2 separate regions of the Homo sapiens genome follow, and region 1 is linked to region 2. Evidence: chromatin contacts called from ENCODE Hi-C or POLR2A ChIA-PET data. All regions are on one chromosome and are shown on one strand. Each heading gives the region's core, a stretch centred on a gene start or an enhancer-like site at or near the end of the contact. The rest is flanking DNA. Distances are from core to core; before and after follow the strand shown.

Region 1 (6,607 bases), core at 407-2,906, 2.5 Mb after region 2:
TTGCTCTGTTGCCCATGCTGCAGTGCAATGGCATGATCTTAGCTCACTGCAACCTCTACTTCCCGGGTTCAAGTGAATCTTCTGCTGCAGCCTCCCGAGTAGCTGGGATCACAGGCGCCTGCCACCACGCTGGGCTAATTTTTGTATTAGTAGAGACGAACTTTCACCATGTTGGCCAGGCTGGTCTCAAACTCCTGACCTCAGGTGATCCACCTGCCTCGGCCTCCTGAAGTGTTGGGGTTAAAGGCATGAGCCACTGCTCCCTGCCTGATTTTGACTATTTTAGATGCTTCCTGTGAGTGGAATCCTGAGTATTTGCCCTGTCTGGCTATTTGACTTAGCATAGTGTCCTCAGCTTTCATCCATGCTGTAGCATGTGTCAGAATTCTCTCGACTGAGTAATATCCATTGTTTATATGCATGACATTTTCTTTCTTTTTTCTTTTGTTTGAGATGGAGTCTCACTCTTGCTCTGTTGCCGAGGCTGGAGTGCAGTGGCATGATCTCGGCTCACTGCAACCTCCGCCTCCCAGGTTCAAGCAATTCTTCCTCATCCTCCCGAGTAGCTGGGATTACAGGCACCCACCACCACACCTGGCTAATTTTTGTATTTTTAATAGAGATGGGGTTTCGCCATATTGGCCAGGCTGGTCTCGAACCCCTGACCTCGTGATCTGCCCACCACGGCCTCCCAAAGTGCTGGGATTACAGGTGTGAGCCACTGCGCCTGGCTTGACATTTTCTTTATATATTAATTGATTTGACTGAGGAAAACTTTATATATAATTAACTACAACCATTTGTAGTACAATTCAGTAGAACCACCAGCACAGCCGGGCTATAGGACATTTCCATTGTCCCCAAGACATTCCTTGCCCCCCTTTGCTGTTCATCCCTTTCCACCACTGGCCTCAGACAACCACTTTTTGTCCCTATAGCTTAGTTTACATTTTCTAGAACTTCATGTGCATGGAATCATACGGCATGTACCCTCCTGTGTCTGGCTTCTTTCACACATCATAGTGACACTGAGATTCATGTTATCGCGTGAATTGGTAGTTCATTTCGGGAGGCTATTTTGATAGATACTAGCCTGTCTTCTAACTACTCTTGTTTTTGCCCAGACCTCCAGCTTCTAGTGCTGAATCACTGTCAGCTCTGGCCTGAGTTCAGTAATGACCTCCTTATGTCCGCTCGGCTCCCTTCCAGCCCCTTTCCCACCCTGTAGCAGGCAAAGAGAACTTTACAAAGTTCTCTTCATAGAACGTTTGACTGTGACCACCCACTCTTCAAACACATCAGTGGTTTTGCATGATAGATGGTTGAACTGATGCTGCGAATGGTCTGGCCCCTATGGTTCCCTCCAAAATCATCTTGGATCTGTTTTGCTTCCTCCATTTTAGCTATTCTGCATTTCCTTGGAACCTGTCCCTTAGTGTCCCTGAGTAGGCAGTCACCACGTACCTCTCCATATCTCCCAGCAGGGGGTGGCTTTACTTTTGTTCCTGTGAGCCTTCCATTGGCAGCTGGCTCCCTCCCATGAGATCAGGGGCAGCTCTTTTGCTGCCTGCTGCTGCAGCTGTAGTGCCTGGCACCTTGTACGTATTCACTTCATGACGGAATGGATGAACGAGGCTGTTCTTTTAGATTGGGCTCTGTCACGGGCAGCCCTGAGGTTTTCTGCACGTATGTGTGCTGAGCCCCTGTCTTTCTGGTGTTGGCAGGACGAGCAGCTGAGGGCCCTGGTGAGGCAGTTTGGACAGCAGGACTGGAAGTTCCTGGCCAGCCACTTCCCTGTGAGTACAGTCCTGCTGTGGCCCTCCCTCGGGGCAAGGGCTCTGGGAGAACAGTGTGCCTGGGACAGACTTTGCCAAGGAGGGGAAAAGGGAGTTCCTTACTCAGCCCCTGAAAACAAAACCAAATAAAACAGGGCAAATGGACCTTTGTAGGATCTCTCTTCCCAAGCTGGCATTCAGGGTACACTGCTGTAAACATCTTCCAGCTCCTCAGCATGCCTGGTGGTCTTCAGGCTCTGAGACATTTGCAGCATGTGGTGCATATTTGCATTTCTTCCTGTAAGTCAGGAGTGAACAGGTGTTCGGTTTCTCAACAGTGAGACTGAAACTGAGGGGAAGTGATGCTTTCAGCAGGCTTCATGGTGAGGCCCCTGCAGGGCTGGCAGGTGCTACCACATTCGAGTATTTAGAGCCTCCTGATGGTGAGGGGGTTCCCCTCAGGACCTCCTTCTCAGGCCCTCCCACCCCTGACCCACAGGTGTCTGGGAGGGAGGGGGTGTGGCAGGAGCTGCCATATGTCTTACTGCCTGGGCTGCTCAGAAAGCATGTCACCAGATCCTTTCCTGCCCCATTTCCTCATCTCCCCCTCTTCTGTGTAATCTGAACTCTTCAGGGAATAAAAATGCTCTCCTAGAAAAAAGCAGGGGTCCCTGACGTACAAGGAATTAAAGACTTGTGATGGTGGCCCCTTGTGTTCGGTTGGTAGGGAGCGGCTTCCCACAGGGGACCGAGTTTGCCCTCTCGTGTAGCAAAGGGAAACCGCCCATGTTCCGGCATGTGGGCTTGCAGTGAGTGGTGGCTGCATGGAACAGGACACACCTACCCAAGGTGTGCCTAGTCCCAGGCCATAGGCCCCTGAGCCTAGTACTTAACCAGGCCCCCAGCCCGAGGTCCCAGAAGTTCTCACAGATTGGTTTGTTCTTCTGTTCTTTTCCCAGAACCGCACTGACCAGCAATGCCAGTACAGGTGGCTGAGAGTTTTGAATCCAGACCTTGTCAAGGGGCCATGGACCAAAGAGGAAGACCAAAAAGTAACTGCTGGGACAGTGCCTTGCACACAGTGGGTCTTCACCCACCAGTGTACCTGGGGACTGTGAGATTGCCTTGTGTTGGGGTTGGGGGTGTCAAGCTGAGCATTGGGTGTGAGTTGTCTACCAGCCAGTCTGGACACTCTTATGCTGCCCTGGCTCCAGCCCTGAGATTCCAAGTTTCAGAGTGTCTCCAGGCTTCCTCACTCATGGTCTGAGGGCTATTGGGCTGATTACTCGGCTTCTCTTGTTCCACCCATGGAGGGGAGCAGTAGCAGTGCAGCGTTGTCATGAGAATTAAGCAGGTGATGCTTGTAGGGGGCTTGCAGGTTCTGTACATTTGCTCTCAGCAAATGGCAGCTGCTGCTATCCCTGATTTAATGATGATTGCACCCTGTGACCTTCACAGGGCACAGATGCCTTCTTTTGATCGCCACAGCAGTCCTGTGAGGTGGGCAGAAGTTGTTAGTCCCATTTTATAGATGGAGAGAGCAAGGCTCAGAGAGGTTGGGGATGTCCCCAACCTAGAAGAGGCAATAAGTGCCATGACTGCCTGGGGCTACCTTGGGAGTTCCCTCATCTCTTCTCCTCGATACCAGCCCAGAGGATGCCATTCCACTGAGGCAGGCATGGCTTATGAGAAAGAGGGAGATGAAGGGAACTAGGCATTTTTTTTTTTTTTTTTTTTGAGACGGAGTCTTGCTTTGTCGCTCAGGTTAGAGTGCAGTGGCGCGATCTCAGCTCACTGCATCCTCCGCCTCCCGGGTTCAAGCGATTCTCGTGTCTTAGCCTCTTGATTAGCTGGGATTACAGGCACGTGCTACCACACCTGGCTAATTTTTTTGTATTTTTAATAGAGATGGGGTTTCACCATGTTGGTCAGGCTGGTCTTGAACTCCTGACCTCGTGATCTACCCGCCTCAGCCTCCCAAAGTGCTGGAATTACAGACGTGAGCCACCGTGCCTGGCCTGGAACTAGGCGTTTTTAAATTAATTTTTTTTTGAGACGAGTCTTACTCTGTTGCACTGGCTGGAGAGTGTTGGCTAATTTTTTTGATTGATTGAGGCGGGGGTTCGCTCTGTCACCCAGGCTGGGGTACAGTGACATAATCACGGCTCATTGCAGCCTCGACCTCCCAGGCCCAAGCAATCCTCCCACCTCAGCTTCTAAAGTAGCTGGTGCCACATGTGCCACCATGTCTGGCTAATCTTTTTGAAAAATTTTTGTAGAGAGAGTATCTCACTATGCTGCCCAGGCTGGTTGAACTTCTGGGCTCAAATGATCCTCCCACGTCAGCCTCTCAAAGTGCTGGGATTGTAGGTATGAGCCACCATTCCTGTTCTTTTTTTTTTTTTCCTTGTTAATTTTTTTGAGACTGAGTCTTGCTCTGTCGTCCAGGCTGGAGTGCAATGGCGTGATCTTGGCTTACTGCAACCTTCGCCTCCTGGGTTCCAGCAATTCTCTGCCTCAGCCTCCTGAGGAGCTGGGATTACAGGCGCCTGCCACCACGCCCGGCTAATTTTTGTATTTTTAGTAGAGACAGGGTTTCACCATGTTGGCCTGACTGGTCTTGAACTCCTGACCTTGTGATCTACCCACCTCAGCCTCCCAAAGTGCTGGGATTACAAGCGTGAGCCACTGTGCCCGGCCTTTTTTTTTTTTTTTTTAATTTGTAGAGACAGGGTCTTCCTATGTTTTCCAGGCTGGTCTTGAACTACAGGGCTCAAGCTATCTTCTCGCCTTGGCCTCCCAAAGTTCTGGGATTACAGTCATGAGCCATGGCTGGCACTTCGCCTTAAAATTAATTTTTAAGTAACTCGGCGTGGTGGTGGGGTGCCTGTAGTTGGGAGGCTGAGTTGGGAGGATTGCTTGAGCCCAGGAGTTCGAGGTTACAGTGAGCTACGATCACACCACTGTACTCCAGTCTGGGTGACAGAGTGAGACCCTGTCTCTTAAAAAAAAAAAAACACAAAAGAAAACACCTGGGCGTGGTGGCTCACACCTGTAATCCCAGCATTTTGGGAGCCTGGGGTGGGTGGATCACCTGATGTCAGGAGTTTGAGACCAGCCTGACCAACATGGCGAAACCCCGTCTCTACTAAAAATGCAAAGATGAGCTGGGTGTGGTAACCCATACCTGTAATCCCAGCTACTTGGGAGGCTGAGGCAGGAGAATCACCTGAAGTGGGGAGGCGGAGGTTGCAGTGAGCCGAGATGGCGCCATTGTACTCCAGCCTGGGCAGCAGGAGCGAAACTCTGTCTCAAAAAAAAAAAAAAAAGAATGAAATAAAATTTATTTATTTATTTATTTTTGAGATGGAGTTTCGCTCTTGTTGCCCAGGCTGGAGTGCAGTGGCATGATCTCAGCTCATTGCAACCTCCTCCTCCTAGGGACAAGCGATTTTCCTGCCTCAGCCTCCGGAGCAGCTGAGATTACAGGTGCATGCTACCACGCCTGGCTGATTTTTGCATTTTTAGTAGAGACGGGGTTTTGCCATGTTGGTCAGGCTGGTCTTGAACTCCTGACCTCAGGTGATCCACCTGCCTCGACCTCCCAAAGTGCTTGGATTACAGGTGTGAGCCACCGGGCCTGGCCTGAGACCTTGTCTCTTAAGAATAAAATAAAATTTAGTTTGAAAATACTTTTTTGGCTGGGTGTGGCCAGGAATTTGAGAACAGCCTGGCCAACATGGTGAAACCCTGTCTACCAAAAAATACAAAAATTAGCCAGGTGTCTTGGTGTGCCTGTAATCCCAGCTACTCAGGAGGCTGAGGCGGGAGAATCGCTTGAACCCAGGAGACGGAGGTTGCAGTGAGCTGAGATCGCCCCACTGCACCCCAGCCTGGGCGACAGAGTGAGACACTGTCTCAAAAAAATGGCGGTGGCTCACGCCTATAATCCCAGCACTTTGGGAGGCCAAGTCGGGCGGATCACCTGAGGTCGGGAGTTCAAGACCAGCCTTATCAACATGGAGAAACCCCGTCTCTACTAAAAATACAAAATTAGCCGGGCATGGTGGTGCATGCCTGTAATCTCAGCTACTTGGGAGGCTGAGGCAGGAGAATCACTTGAACCCGGAAGGCGGAGGTTGTGGTGAGCCAAGATCGTGCCATTGCACTCCAGCCTGGGCAACAAGAGCAAAACTTCGTCTCAAAAAAAATAAATAAAAAATAAAAAGTGAAAACATAAAATCTTTAAAAAAAAAAATCAAAGTGATATGTGGTTGCTATAAAAATTTAAACCATACAGAAGTGAAGTCAAATATTTCTTCACCAAAATCTTTGCCAAAAGAAGCATCCACTCTTCCCAGTTTCTTGTGGCCTGTGTGCACATGAGAACGCGTGTGTCTGTTGTGTAGGTGGGGCCTGGCCTGGCTCTTGTGGCTGCGTATGTTGTGGTTTGTGTCCTGAGCTAGGAAGCCTGACTGAGGGCAGGTGGGGACTCAGGTCTGGCTAGGTCAGCCCGCGATGCCTGCTACCATGGCTCAGCCTGTGCCCTCCCAATTTCCATGGAAGTGCTGGAGGGTCTTGTGGCAGCCTGGGGCCTGGCTGGTGTGGGAAAGTCTGTTTCCCACCTTTAGTTTGGACTCCGTGTGTGTTGTTCCTCCTCATCCCTCTGCTCTTTTCTACTTAGCTTATTGGGTTGAGCCCTGGAGAGGGAAGCAGGACTCTGGCGCCTTTGTTTACCCCCACTTGATCTCTACTCTAGAAAGGGTCTCTGGTATTCTTGGCCTAGATTTATTCCAGGCAATAAATGAGAGGGATGCGGTCAGATCCTCAGG
Region 2 (6,353 bases), core at 1,288-3,787:
AGTCAAAGACAGGAAGCAGCCCTACCTTCAGAAGAGCCAGGCACACAGATGGGTCCTTTGTGGTTATTGTCTTCTCCCTTTCCCAGGTTCCAGACTGGCTGCCCGCCATATAGCTTGTCCCTTCGACAGCACCCTCTCTCCCCACTCAGTGGATTGGGTGCTGTCCCAGGGTGGGGGCTTACTCTCCTGCAGAGGCAGGTTCTCAGCTGGCCCTGAGGGTTGTATAGCTTCACAGCTCCCAGAGTGCTTGGGCATAGGGTGGCTCAGATGAGGAAACAGGCTCCTCTTTTAAAGGGAAAGCAACTGCCATTACTGGCATGTCCAAAAGGGGGATGCTGTCCAGGACTGCATGGCCCAGAAGCTCCGCTCTGAGTAACTGCTGGTCTCTAATCTCTGTGGTCTCAGGCCAGGAGTCTGTCCCTGGGCTGAGAAGGGAGGGGAGAAGAGGGAAGAGATGGAAAAGGAACATTGCTCTTCCCAGTCTCCCTGGCCTCGTCATATAACCTTTTATTTTACAAATTCAGTCTTGTGGCATTTTGCTTTAATGCTTAGAGCTGGCCCCAGGTGCCAGGCAGCAGGCACATTTCCTTCTGCCCAAAAAACAAAACACACATGAATCTGAGGTTGGGCGTGGTAAGGGCAGGCCAAGGCTGACCGTCCTATGTGGATATCTGTGAGGTAGTGTGCCTACATGTAAGGGTCTGTTGTGGGTCTACTCCCACGAAAGCCTTCATCTTACGATGAACCAGAGAGGACTGCAGACTTGCCAAGGCCTAGCTATATGCTTGGAGCCAGGATTTGAAACTTGATCTTTGGGGATGCACGTGCCTCAGACTATTGGTGAGTGTGCTGGTGGGGCACTGCAGGCTCAGGAAGCAGCGTGTCTGCATATGCTTATCTGTACACAAGTCTGTAAGAGTCCCCCTTCTCCCCATACAATGCCCCCATCCCTGCCAGGCTTCTTTTTGAGCTGGCGAAATAGCTGCTTGTATTCTTCTCTTCATGGATCATCTTTATTTCACCCAAGTTTGGGTTTGCACCTAGTGGAGCCTTGGCAAGTGGCCTTATTTGTCTCCACTACTGCCAGCTTTTGTAGGCTCCATGTCAATGGCACTAGGCACACAGGTAGACAGGTGGGCTGTCTCCAGACTTCTCTATTACCAGCACTTCCCAGCATGGCCCTCACAGCAACCATGTGAGGTAAGAGGAATTTCCAGTTTCCTGATGGGGAAACTGAGACCAAAAGAGTGAGGGACTGCCAAGGCCTCATAGCTAGAATTTAAGAGCTGTGTGGTTCTCCTCACTAAGCTGGGAAGGGGATGGTCAGGGAAAGCTTCTTGAAAGAGCAGGAGAAGGCAGATCTCCATCAGGGCAGGGAGCAGAGCAAGGCCCCAGGATTCTGCCTGGGGCACCAGGAAGCCTGGCTTATGAGAAGGTTCTCAGTCCTCAGAGCTGACATGTGATATACAGTCCAGGCACAGGTGTGTGTGGTCCCTCATTACTTCAGAGCCCCTTAAGAAAGACTGAATCTATTTCTTCATCAGAGTTTGTGAGCGATTCAATATAAGGGACTAAATCCCCCTCACTGCCCCAAGCAGCTTATCTTGTCACTGTCTACCATAGCCACATTTGGAATGGTAATGCCCAGGCCATTCCTGAAGCCCAGGCAGCATTCACTGTGGGCTTGGGGACATGGTGCCATTCCTGAAGCCTGGGCAGCCATCACCATGGGCCTGGGGACGTGGTGCTGGGCAGAATGAATATGCTGCAGCCCTGATGGGCTGTGCTGGCTGGGCTTTGCCTTCTTGGGTCAAGGCGAGCCTGGGCATTAGGCCTTTGTCATTATGCTATACATCAGGCTTCTGGGCTGCTACTTGTGGGATCCTGCCCTTGTTCTCAAAGAGTTCCTCCTTCTCACTGCCCCATCTTCTTCATAGTGACGGCCTCTTCGTACCCCTGGCTTTTCTTTTCCCCAGAGTTCCCCTGAATGTTGTCCTCTCATGGTTCTGAGTTGGGGAGGAGTGCTAGGTCATGGATTTTTGGGTATAACGTGTGACTTTCCTACTCCCCTAAGTAGTTCTCCCCTTCTCAAGCTCCTAAGTTCTGGGAAGGTCTCTTTTCCTGCCCTCCTGACTAATGGCAGAGAGGTCTGACCCAGACTGTGCCAGACTGGATCATTCGCTCTGTCACCTGCCACCAGGGCAGAGGCCATTCCTCTCTGGGGAGTCTCCTTGTGAATTTCTGGGGACCAGCTCTGGCTCTCTCAAGAAAGAGGATGCTGCCATATTTGTTCTGGGAGGCAGGAAGATGAAGGGTGAGGTTGGGAGGTAGCACAGGATGTGGCTTTCAAGAACCTAGTAGAGCATCTCACTGTGCTGCCAGGGCCAGGCTGGTGCCTTCTTACGGAAGACAGTACAAGGGATCAGGTGTGGCCAACAGGAACTTGGGAGCATTGGATGCCTGGCGTGGAGCTGCGCTATGCTTACCTGGTTCCTATCTCAGGCACCTGTTCTGCCTTCAACTGATCTCAATGGAAATATGTGCAGGAGTGCAGGCCTGTTGACTCTGTGTGTGTGTGTGTGTGTGTGTGTGTGTGTGTGTGTACAGTCACACTCACCTTTGCAAGAAGGTGTGGGAGGGGGATGACAGCAGCTCCACACCGGAAGAGCAGACTGGTTTCTGTTTCAAAAGGCAGAGTTTGTGGTTGTTCTGCAGTTTCTGATCTAGCCATTTCCCCTGATGGAAGCTCCTCCTTCTGTCATTGGAAGCCCTGTGTTCTCGGTTAGGTCTTTTATGGCCCAGTTCTCCCTGCCCCTGTTTCTACCCGAGTATAACTGTTCATTTTTGTTCCCCATCCCTATTTGGTTTTCCCTCCTTCTGCCTGTGTACCTGCCTTTTTCATTTCTTCAGTCATTAAGCAAGCCCTGGAGGGGCCCTGCCTGGCCTTAGGTATGTGAGCATGTATGTACGTGTTTGTATGCACGAGGCATCAAGTGTATTAGTACCACAGGAAGGAGCTTCTCAGTTGGGCCCTTGGTGGAAGAGAAGGGAGCCGGGGAGGTGGACATTTCCAGACTAGGAATCAAGATGAAATAGGGATGGGAAGCAACAGCTATTCTTGCCCTAGGTGTGGCTTAGTGTGGATGGAGCAGAGAGGGTGAGAGGGCAAAAGCTGGGGAGGTAAATTCCTGAGCCCTGTCACAAAGAGCCTTCAAGGCCATAGAAGGTGTTTGTTGTTTGTTCTCCTTAGACTGGCAGTGGGCAGCCTCGGGAGGGGCTTGAATGAGGTCTAGGGGGGTCAGAATAATGTTTTATGAAGAGCCAGAAGACTGGGGAAGGATGGCTGATGGGTGAGAACCAGGGGTCAGGGAAAACAGCAGAAAAGGCAGGACTCTCAGCTGGAGGACAGGCTGGAGGGGTTTGCTGAGGGGACAGGTGGTTCCAGGTAGAACCAGAAATGTGTCGGGGAGCTAGGGTTAGGGCCAGAAGCAATGCCCACTGTTCCAGGTGGGATAGATGTGGAGTTTTGTGACAGTTGCTAGAGGGACAGGACAGGAAGAGAGCATCTGGGGGAGTTGGGCCGTTAGGACATTCCAGGCAGGTTGGTGTGCAGTTCGGGCTGGAAGGGCTCCTGGGGTGGGGGCTGGCCAGGCAAATGCTGGCACTGCATCTGGCTCCGAAGTTACCAGGCCAGTCTGGGTTTAGAGGATTTTAAGAGGCTTCAGAGCTTGGGGAGTACTCAAAGAAAGTCATAGCTGTTGGCTAAGCCAAGCTTTTTTCCTTTGACCTAATCTACCTTAAATCGGTGATTTCTGGGCTGGAATGTCTGCCCTCCAGCCAGCAGGCAGCCCCTCCCTGTGCTGGAGAGTGTGTCAGAGCCTGTGCACCTTTGCTGAGGGAGCAGAGGAGTCCATTGGATGGGCCCCCTCCATGTCCCACATATAGTGCTGGGTGTTTCTAGCTGTTACGACTTTTGATCTTACCAACATCTTTCTGATGCTATTGTGTTACTCTTATGTTACTCTCTTCACAGGTGTAGCAGTGAGGTCAGAGTGGCTGTCACTTTATTGAGATCACATAGCTAATGTGAGGTAGAGCTAGGATTTTAGTTCAGCCAGTCTCACCCAGAGCTCGTGCATGTTTTTTCTACCACCCTGCCTTCTAGAGAAACTCAGTCAAGCCCTTTGCTTTACACATGGTAAAACTGAGACTCTGAGAAGTTAAATAAATTATTCATCATTGCCTCAAGTTTTAGTGGCTGAGGGCAGGTCATCTGCTATTCAAGCCCGTGTACCTCTCTGACTATGCCTTGTGAAGGCCACGGGAGCATGCAAGGGCCTTGGATAGCTAAGATAAGGAAATGGTCCCAGGCAAAATGGTGGTCTGGGTCCAGGATGGTTGCTGCTCTTGGACAGCCAGTGCCTTGGTCAGGGGATGGGGTGGGGATTAGGCCCCTTGCTGAGACTTGTGTGGGGATGGCTTTAGCAGTTAGGCATTTCAGGGATGCACCAGTCCTCTGGGCCAGAGCCTACTTTCTCCCAGGGATCCTGAGGCCCATCTTGACCTACCCAGCCCTGCCTCTGGGACTTTATGATTTGATTTGTGTGTACCTTGTGTCAGGAAGTGGTCCTCATGAACAGCCTTGGGTCCCTATTTCTTCTTCTGGAGTCTAGCTCTTTTGCAGGTCAAAATGTCTCAGTGAGGGAACAAAGATAGGGAAGGGACACCCCACAGAACCACCTTTCCCCCATATAGCCCTCTCTGACATCTCAGCCCTTACTTAGCAAAGGCCTATCCCTAGACTCAACCCAGCCCTCTTATTACCAGAGTGACTGAGTGGTCTTGGCTCTGCCTCTGGGGTTCCTCCCTGAGAGAGAGTGTAAGAATGAGGAAACCAGGCTGCCCTCCTTTCGGTGTTGACTCTGGGAGACCCCAGCTTGATCTTGGCCTCTTTGCTACCTTCCTAGTTGACATTCGTGAAATTAAGGAGATCCGCCCAGGGAAGACCTCACGGGACTTTGATCGCTATCAAGAGGACCCAGCTTTCCGGCCGGACCAGTCACATTGCTTTGTCATTCTCTATGGAATGGAATTTCGCCTGAAAACGCTGAGCCTGCAAGGTGGGAGTTAAGGGGGTAGAGGAGGTAGAGGATAGTTAGGGGAATGCCTGCTGGCTCCTGCCCAGTGGGAGGTATGTGCCCTCGGGGCAGCTATTGATACCTTGCTCACAGCCACATCTGAGGATGAAGTGAACATGTGGATCAAGGGCTTAACTTGGCTGATGGAGGATACATTGCAGGCACCCACACCCCTGCAGATTGAGAGGTAAGAACCACTCCTGAAGGGGTTAGGGCTGGGAGCATTAGGGACCAGGGGGACAGGGACAGCAGACCTTTGTGTGCCCAGACATCTCCCAGGCCTGACTGTAGATGGAGAAGTGGCCCTCACCTCAGGCTTCTCTCTCCAGGTGGCTCCGGAAGCAGTTTTACTCAGTGGATCGGAATCGTGAGGATCGGTAAGTACTGAGCTGTGGCTGTAGCCCAGCAGGGTGGGGATGGGCATCCAGAACCTTAGCCAGGCCTCTAAGTAGCTGCCCGGAGAGCCAGAGGACCCAGGGGACCTTAAGTGGGGCCAGGAGGGTGGGCAGAAGGTTCTGCCACGTGTAGCTTTCTGCACAAAGTCCTCTGGTGGCCTTGGTGTGAGCTGGTGAGAGGAGCCAGCCACATGCTGTGTGCCCTGCCACTATGGGCAGAGACTGGATGTGTAGAACTGGCTTTGGGTGTCCTGGAGGTGAGGGTGGCCAGTAGCGTGTGAAGGGTGCCCTGAAACTCTGGCTCTGAGACCTGGTATGGCAGCCAGAGGGGCCAAGGAGAGAAGGGGGAGCAAAGACCAGATAGTGTGGGTGCTGCACCATGGTGAGGTCCTTTGACCTGAAAGAAATGGGAAGCCATGGAAGGGTTCTGAGGAGAGGAGTGATGTGACCTGACTTGGGTTACTCAAGATCACTCTGCCTGCTGTGTGGAGAGCTCAGTTAGGAGCTGTTTCCACACTCCAGGTGAAAAATGAGAGGGCTTGGATCATGATGGTAATGGTAGGAAGTGGCTGGATTTTGGCCATGTTGTATTTTGAAGATAGCGCCAGAAAGAATGTCCTTAACAGATTGATTTTGGGGTGTGAGAGGCATTGAGGATAATAGTATGCTGTTTGGCTTGAGCAACTGGAAAACAGAGTCACCATTGACTGAGATGAGAAGATCATGGGACTAGCCCATTTGGAGGGAAGCTTGGGTTCAGTTCGAGGCATGTTAAGTTTTCTGATGCCTATTAGCTGTCCAGGGAGAGATGTTGAGTAGG

Evidence for each region. A loop is a pair of places that touch in the nucleus more often than their neighbours do. ChIA-PET counts read pairs that join two places held with the same protein, here RNA polymerase II (POLR2A). Pooled maps may share reads with other maps.
Region 1: a loop to region 2 is called in a map with no recorded cell type, with 6 times the contacts of the local background. The contact joins two enhancer-like sites. A Hi-C loop is called at or near these places in 1 of 37 single-sample maps with no recorded cell type and 2 of 50 pooled maps. POLR2A ChIA-PET finds 5 or more read pairs at or near these places in 2 of 52 experiments (Panc1 and activated CD8-positive, alpha-beta T cell).

Annotation. Positions count from the first base shown.
Region 1 is chr20:43,680,060-43,686,666 of GRCh38, forward strand. It overlaps MYBL2 (MYB proto-oncogene like 2), which reads left to right. Exons shown (of 14, transcript NM_002466.4): 3 at 1,725-1,796; 4 at 2,735-2,827. Among named protein-coding and RNA genes, the nearest start is that of MYBL2, 16 kb to the left of the region's middle. Within about 2 kb of position 1,657, at least 9 of the 41 ENCODE cell types and tissues checked have a DNase peak (open chromatin) inside an H3K27ac peak, as active enhancers do.
Region 2 is chr20:41,154,639-41,160,991 of GRCh38, forward strand. It overlaps PLCG1 (phospholipase C gamma 1), which reads left to right. Exons shown (of 32, transcript NM_002660.3): 2 at 4,968-5,120; 3 at 5,232-5,325; 4 at 5,468-5,515. Among named protein-coding and RNA genes, the nearest start is that of MIR6871, 11 kb to the right of the region's middle. RefSeq lists enhancers at 2,789-2,938, 3,435-3,955. Within about 2 kb of position 2,538, at least 9 of the 41 ENCODE cell types and tissues checked have a DNase peak (open chromatin) inside an H3K27ac peak, as active enhancers do.